Linked DNA regions of Homo sapiens: region 2 is linked to region 1. A link is a contact called in ENCODE Hi-C or POLR2A ChIA-PET data. All regions are on one chromosome and are shown on one strand. The core of a region is the stretch at or near the end of the contact, and the rest is flanking DNA. Distances in the headings are between cores, read along the strand shown.

Region 1 (3,816 bases), core at 9-2,508:
GCCTGGCATAGCACTGGGCACTTCACCAACATCCTCTCACTGAGTCTTCTGGAAAGGAGGGCTTGGTCTCAATGACCCCATTTTACAAATGGTGAAGCTGAGGCTCAGAGAGGCAAAGTCACCTGTCCAAGACCACACAGCTGGCCAGGGGAAAACTAAGCATAAGACACGGTCCTTGCTTATAAGTTGCTTTAAGTCCAGGGCTAAAAGTAAGACACTGTACATGTGAAATGACAAGACAGCCCCTCAGGCCAGGCACTATCTTCAGTGCCGGGAACAATGACCCAACAGGAAACTGGTTGAAGCAAGTCCCAGTTCTGCTACACACTTGCTGAGTGACCTTGAGCTGGTCACTTTCCTTCTCTGAGTCAAACATCTCAGTCTCTTATGCTCTTTCTTATGTAGCATCTGGTAAGAATGTATAAAGTAGGACCTCGTAAGGGCGTGGGAGAAGATGGCTGAGGTTTGTGGAATAGCACAGCATTATGGCTAAGAATTACTACAAAGCCCTCCTCCTACCATATAGAGATCCCCTCCACCAACATCCCAAGAGGCAAATCCCCAGGCAGGAGAGTTAAGGTAGACTGGGTTGGGGGGCTAAGCAGAGGATCTGCAAGCCCTGTGCCAGGCACCAAGGGGAGGAAGGAATGGCACGGGGCATTCCACACCGGTGGACAGGAATTCTCTCTAAGTCGGAACTCCAGCGGCTCCTCACCAGCCCCTCTTCCCAGGCAGCCTTCACCACAAGACCCAGCACCTCCAGTGTCCCCAGCCACAGCCCCCCACAGCACAGGCTCCTCCTGGAGTTGGCTCCAGCTCCAGCAGGCCAGCCATTGAAGGCTCCACCTCACCCCTTTAAATTCTATTTTTTCAAACCACATTCTTGAACTTGGCAGATAACGTGGCAGCCCGACAAGAGCCCTATTTACTCGGAGAGCCGTGAATGGGCCCTTTATAACAAGCTTCATTAATATTTCTACCTATTGGCCAGCTCTCCGTTTCCTCCCCCTATACAAACAGATTCTCCACACAGAAAGACTTTTCAAATGCTCTTGTTGACTTTCCCCAAACAGGGAGGGCAGCTGAGCCGGCAGGGGTGTGTGAGTGTGTGTAAGTGTGTGTGCAGGGGAGGGGGCGGCCGTGGGCTTGCGCCCGCCAAGCCTTATGCAGGAAGGAAAGAGGCCCACTATTCATGGGCAGGGACGGGCAGCTCGGGTGAGTCCAGGTATGCCATGCCTCACAAAGGCATACTCAGCCCAGCCTGCCCCACGAATTCCAGAGCCCTGGCCCGCGGAGGTAGGCCGTCCCTTCTCAGCTCCTGCTGCCTGACCAGTGACCCGAGGCAAGTCCCTGACTTGCTCTAGGCTTCACTGTCTTCTTTTGTCAGTTGAGTCTCTACCTTGCTACTCAAAGTGTGGTCCATGCACCAGTGGTATCACCATCCCCCGAGAGCTTAGGAGAAACATAGAACCTCTACCCAGATTTGTTGTCCCTGAATTTGCATCCTAGTAAGATCCCTGGGTGACTTGTGTGCACTATCGACTTCAAGAAGCATCTGATCCACTCCACATGCCTCCTCCATCACCCCCCTGCCACCACCACTCTAGGGCCCAAAGGCCACAGTGGACCTGACACATCATCGAGAAGGCGGCCACCAAGGCTCTTTTGCTCTCTAGTTCGACACCACAGCCCTGGCCCATGGTTGGGGCTCAGAAAATCAATGAATAAACAGAAAAGTGTATTGTCCAAGTCCACAGCCTTGTGCTAACGACAGCAATTCTTCCTCTTCAGCATTTGAGAACATTGTGAAGAACTGCCCGTTCCATTGTTCTGAAGGTCGTAGAGTCTTGGAAGGGACTTTCTAATATTGCAGTGGATGGGGTGAGCTCCCTGTCTTTTGGAGATATGCAAGCAGAGGCGGGAGGACGTGTGATGGGAAGTTGGAGGAGACACCATGCCCCATGTATAAAGAACGTGCCTTTGGGGCAGAGAAAAAAAATCACTGCAGGGAAGATGGTGTCCTCACTGAGCACACCCACAGGTGAAATGGGGGCCTCTTTAGAGACGGACAGACCCGAGTTTCAATGTTGGTGATGCCTTCTTTAACAATGAGAACATGGACAAGGTGGACAAGAGCCTTCACTTCCCTTCCATCTATTCATTCAATAAATGTTGATTCTATGTGTCAAGCCCTCTGCTGGACCTTGGGGACCTGATAGTTCATAAAATAGATTCTTTATTCCTATGGGGAGAGAGACAAACAAAAATCAATAAAAAATAAATATGGGCAGGGCGCGATGGCTCACACCTGTAATCCCAGAACTTTGGGAGGCCGAGGAGAGGGGATCACAAGGTCAAGAGATCGAGACCATCCTGGCCAACATGGTGAAACCCCATCTCTACTAAAAATACAAAAATTAGCTGGGCGTGGTGGCACGTGTCTGTAATCCCAGCTACTCGGGAGGCTGAGGTAGGAGAATCACTTGATCCCGGGAAGCGGAGGTTTCAGTGAGCTGAGATCACGCCACTGCACTCCTGCCTGGTGACAGAGCAAGATGACTCCATCTCAATAAATAAATAAATAAATAAATAAATAAATAAATAAATAAGAATGCTGAGGAGAAAGTAGAGGAGGGTGACAGAGACAAGGTGTGTGCATGGGAGGTGGGGAAAATTATGAGTGAGGGGAGCTAGGGAAGATGCCACTGAAAGGTGACCTTTTACAGTCAGACCTGAAGACAAAGGAGCCAGTCACGTGAGAAGCCAAAGGAAAGGTACCCCCAGCATAGGGACAGCATGTGCAAAGGTCCTGAGTTAGGAAACACTGGGCGCTTTGAAAGGGAGGCAGCGTGGTGATCGCATTCCACACACAAGTGGGAGAGGAACCGTGGGAGGCGGGAATTTCCACCTTACAGAGCTGCAGAGGATGGATGGCACCCAATCGGTGCTCAGAGCAGGATGTGTTTGCTCTTCACTGACCCACAGGTCCTGATCAGAACTGCTGTCTGTTTCCATCTCCCGAGAACAGCAGGGGCAGTGCCTCAGCCTGGGGGCCACGGCCCAGGGCAGGGCCAAGGAGCTGCAGGGGCTGAATGAGCCGCCTGTGTGCATATTGGCTGCATACTCCTGCCTTTTTGGGGAGGGAGTGGCCTGCCCTCTCCTGGGACACCTGCCCAGCTTCAGCTGGCCTGGGTGGCTTGGACAGGAGTTCCTGACCCCCTGCCCAGTTCTCAGCAGCCAAAGGCCAGACCCTCTTGGGAGCACAGAGCCTGCCAGCCGGCTCACACCCTCCTCCCTCCTCCCTGGCCAGCCCTTAAGTACCAGGCTGGAAATAACCGGTTCTCTCCACCCCTTGGGGCCATGGGCTTGCCCACCCTAGGGGCTGAGGTGGCTGGACAGGGAGTGGCGGTGGGCTGTCCCAAGAGAGACTTCTTGGAGTCTTCGCTGGGAGGCTCCCACCCTTGGGTTAGTAGGGAGGAGTTGGTTCAATCCTGGATTTGCTGCTGCCTCTCCATGAGCCCTTCCAAAGCTGCCTTAGCATTCTGAATCTGGTTTTCCTTATCATTACAGTGGAACCGATCACCCCCTCTGAGGGCTGTTGTGAGAATTAAATAACAGATGTGTGAGCTTTGCAAACCGTGACGTACAATGCACACAGAAGACTTTGTGGTCGGGTCGGACAGTTCACTTTGTATTCGAGGTCATGAAAGGACTGAATTCTAGCATCTGGTCCCAACTTCACCTCTTAGCTAGACCACAGCGTTTCTGAAAATCTCAGTGTCCCCAACTGCAACATCAAGATCCTTGTTCCTACCT
Region 2 (3,383 bases), core at 107-2,606, 59 kb after region 1:
GTCCTGTGGCAGGCAGCGCCAAGCAACCTGGGTCCAAATAAAAACTAAATTGTAAACTCCTGAAATTCTGTGTCCTCATTGTTCATTGTCATCACAAGTGTAACTAACAGGGTGGCGGAGGGGAGAAAAAGCCAGGGTGGGGCCATATGCAACCCCAGCTTTCCCCAGAAGTGAAAACTGCGTTGGAAACATAATAGAACTATCTTCAGTACATGACGTTGGCTATGCAAATTTTGAAACAAATCAAAGTTCTATTTACAATAGTGTAAAATGGGATTATTTTGTTTTGTTGTAATAAGGCTAGGAAAGAAAGGAAGACACTCTGGGGACTTGTCTCTGGGAGAGGTTTGGTGGGTCATCAGTGACCCAGGCTCAGAAGAAATGATTGATTGTGCCCTGCTGTGCCCAAGGAGCTCAGGGCAGACAGCCCACAAATGCCTGAAATAATTCCCCTGTCCTTTGCTGTACAAAACATCTCCCCAGGGTTTTACTTCAGCTGCAGCCATATCCCCAGAACCAGCTGACCGGAGCTGGAAAGCCTCAGCTGTTTCTCTGCATGGCCCTGGGGAGCCCATCCCCTGGGACCTTCCCCTGGGCCTTTGTCCTGGAAGGAGAGTGCTCACTGGCCTTCACATTGTGTCCAGTGCAACTGCTGGGCCCTGGCCCAGGGCCAGAAGCCCTTGATTTGGGCTGGCTTCTCCTCACCCTTGGGAAAGGGAGTAGGTGGGCTGTCTAGAGCAGCTCAGGACAAACTTGGCCCAAGAACACAACTCCAGGATACTCCAGTGTAGACACACAGGCTTTACAAACGTCTGATTTATAAATATCTCTTGCTAACTGCATCCACCCACAGCCCCGATGGCTGCTGTGGCTGTGGAGGGATTGGAGGCCCCAGCTTTGTGTGTTCTGAAGTGGAGAGCTGACGCTGGCAGAAGAAACCCAGGCGGGGCCCTACCTCCTCTTCTCTGTGGGTGACCAGCGTCCTAAGGGCCGGTGGCTAGTTCAGTCCTGGGTTCGCCCCTTGTGCCCTTAGCTCATTGGCTTGAGGGACCAGGCAGGCAGGAAGGAGGGATTCCATACTTCTGGTTGAGGGGATGAACCTGGAGACAAGGATTTGAGGATTGAAAGCTTTGCAGTCCCCTGGGTCAGACACATCAAGACCCTCCCTTTGTCTCCCCCAACATCCAAAGTGTGGGGCTTACAGGTTCCAACAGAGAAGACTGCCCTGAGGGACAGCATCTGTGGTCACGGCCTGGACTTTCTGGGCAGAAGCAGGTGGGGTCAGGTGCAGGGAGACAGGCAATTGTCCAGGAGAAGTGAGAGGCCCTCCGGCCTGGGACTAACAAAGGTCCTCCCATCCTGTGTCCACATCCTGTTCCTTCCACACGTGCCTCCCATACCAGGGCCAGCCAGCCACGGCAGTTTGAAGGGGCCATGTTGAAGAGTGATATTTTGAAGTGACTTGAACTGAAAGATAAAATGTTTAAATTGGAGGGTGTGAGCTGCAGGTGTACAGGCCAGCTTCAGCTGGTGGAAGGAAACGTTGCTCACGAGGTATTTTTTTAAATTTTATTTTTTTGAGACAAGGTCTCGCTCTGTCACCCAGGCTGCAGTGCAGTGCCATGATCTTGGCTCCCTGAATCCTTGACTTCCTGGGCTCAAGCGATCCTCCCACCTCGGCCTCCTGAGTAGCTGGGACTACAGGCGCGTGCCACCATGCCTGGCTAATTTTTGTATTTTTGTTGTTGAGACGGGGTTTCACCATGTTGCCTGGGCTGGTCTTGAACTCCTGAGCTTAAGCGATCCTCCCATCTTGGCTTCACAAAGTCTTGGGATTACAGACATGAGCCACCACGCCTGGCCGAGGTATTTTTTCACAGCTCTGAATTCGTCACTCGAAAACTGAGTTTCCACATAAAAATCTGGGTTTCTCAGTTCTCTTAAAAATAATTGGCATCCTGATGCCAACGATGAGCTGGGGCTTAGCAGAGATGCCCCCCCCCTCCCCCCCACCGGAAGGGCCTCACCTTGTGTAACCAGCTCTGCTCACCGACCTGCCTGGTCCAGGGGCATTTGACTCTGTGACACTTGCTATAACTTTTCACTAAAAATAAATTTAAAAATCAATGCACCCTAGCTTTTAAACCCCAGGGGTCGGATGGGGGAGCGGCACCTTGTGACCCCGAGTCTGAGGAATTCACAATGCTCACCTCAGAAGGTGCCAGGAATCTTTCTCCGCACAGTGGACACACTTACCTTGACGATTCACTCCATTCTTAAATAGTCTCACCTCAAATTTCTCTTTCAAAGGTGCTGGGCACACTCATTTATTTCCATTACAAAATAAATGTAGCTGCAGCTGCTTAATAAAGAAACATCTTTCCCCCCCCCCTTTTGAAAGCATTTTTTTTCAATCCAGAGGCTGCTCCTTCAGCTGTGAGGGCTCCCGGGCCATGCCCTGGCCTTATTTGACTGCAATGTTCAAGAGTGTGGAGGAGGATTCCTTCGGCCACAGCAGGACTCCTGACTTCATTGTAGGCTACATAGAAACTCCTCTATTAAACTTCAATCATCGGCTCAGAACATCCACACAGTTCTCTTAGCATGAAACTCCTAAGGCAGGATGGTTTTGAGGGCAGGGCTGGTGCTCCAATGGGCTCTTTGTGCTGTTACACGTGCGGTTTGATGGAATTTTTCCAGGTGATCAAGTAACACATCCTCTACTTTGAAGCAGAGTTGCCCACACCTGGTAAAGATGGTGTCAAGCCAGGGCCTGGGGTGTCTGTCACTCACTCACCTTGATGGCAGGATGGCGGCTTCACCTCTTAAGGGGCTGTTCTAACAGTGGGCCCACTAGGAGGAGTGGTCACCCCCTCCTGCTCAGGCCCCAGCTTGCCTGCTGGTCTCTCTTCTCCCTTGACTGGCCTTTGGTTTGCTTCTATTCCAGAAGAACATTGGTGTCTGCACATCTGAACGGCATCAGGCTTGGTGAGCCCACCAGGGCTGGCCTCTAGCAGCTCATGGTGGAGGGCGCTGATTTCTAATTTGTTCAGAGTCCCTCATGCCATCAGGAATTTGGCAAAAGCCATGGACACTCTTCCCCAGCACATGGATGATACATACAACAGTTATAACACACACACACCATTTAGGGGGCCAAAGCCACTAGGTAAAGGGGCACAGGAGCCTCGCGATGACCGCAGGGCAGGGCCAACCTGCACATACGCCTGAGGCATTAGACCTGGAGGATGGAGACTAAATCCATCCCTTCCTCCATGGGACAATGCTCCACAAGCCCAGGAGGGTCACATCTTCCTCGACCATGTCCCTCCCTCATTTATCAAACACTGGCTGAGCCAGGTCTGGTGCAAGAGATGAGCTGC

What was found. A loop is a pair of places that touch in the nucleus more often than their neighbours do. ChIA-PET counts read pairs that join two places held with the same protein, here RNA polymerase II (POLR2A).
Region 2: a map of cardiac septum shows a loop between it and region 1 (2.9-fold over the local background). The contact joins two enhancer-like sites. A Hi-C loop is called at or near these places in 1 of 168 maps with a recorded cell type or tissue (cardiac septum). POLR2A ChIA-PET finds 5 or more read pairs at or near these places in 2 of 52 experiments (HepG2 and WTC11).

Annotation. Positions count from the first base shown.
Region 1 is chr9:114,115,678-114,119,493 of GRCh38, reverse strand. No RefSeq gene overlaps it. Among named protein-coding and RNA genes, the nearest start is that of KIF12, 18 kb to the right of the region's middle. Within about 2 kb of position 1,258, at least 8 of the 41 ENCODE cell types and tissues checked have a DNase peak (open chromatin) inside an H3K27ac peak, as active enhancers do.
Region 2 is chr9:114,056,809-114,060,191 of GRCh38, reverse strand. AMBP (alpha-1-microglobulin/bikunin precursor) reads left to right here. Exons shown (of 10, transcript NM_001633.4): 10 at 1-65. Among named protein-coding and RNA genes, the nearest start is that of AMBP, 20 kb to the left of the region's middle. Within about 2 kb of position 1,356, at least 4 of the 41 ENCODE cell types and tissues checked have a DNase peak (open chromatin) inside an H3K27ac peak, as active enhancers do.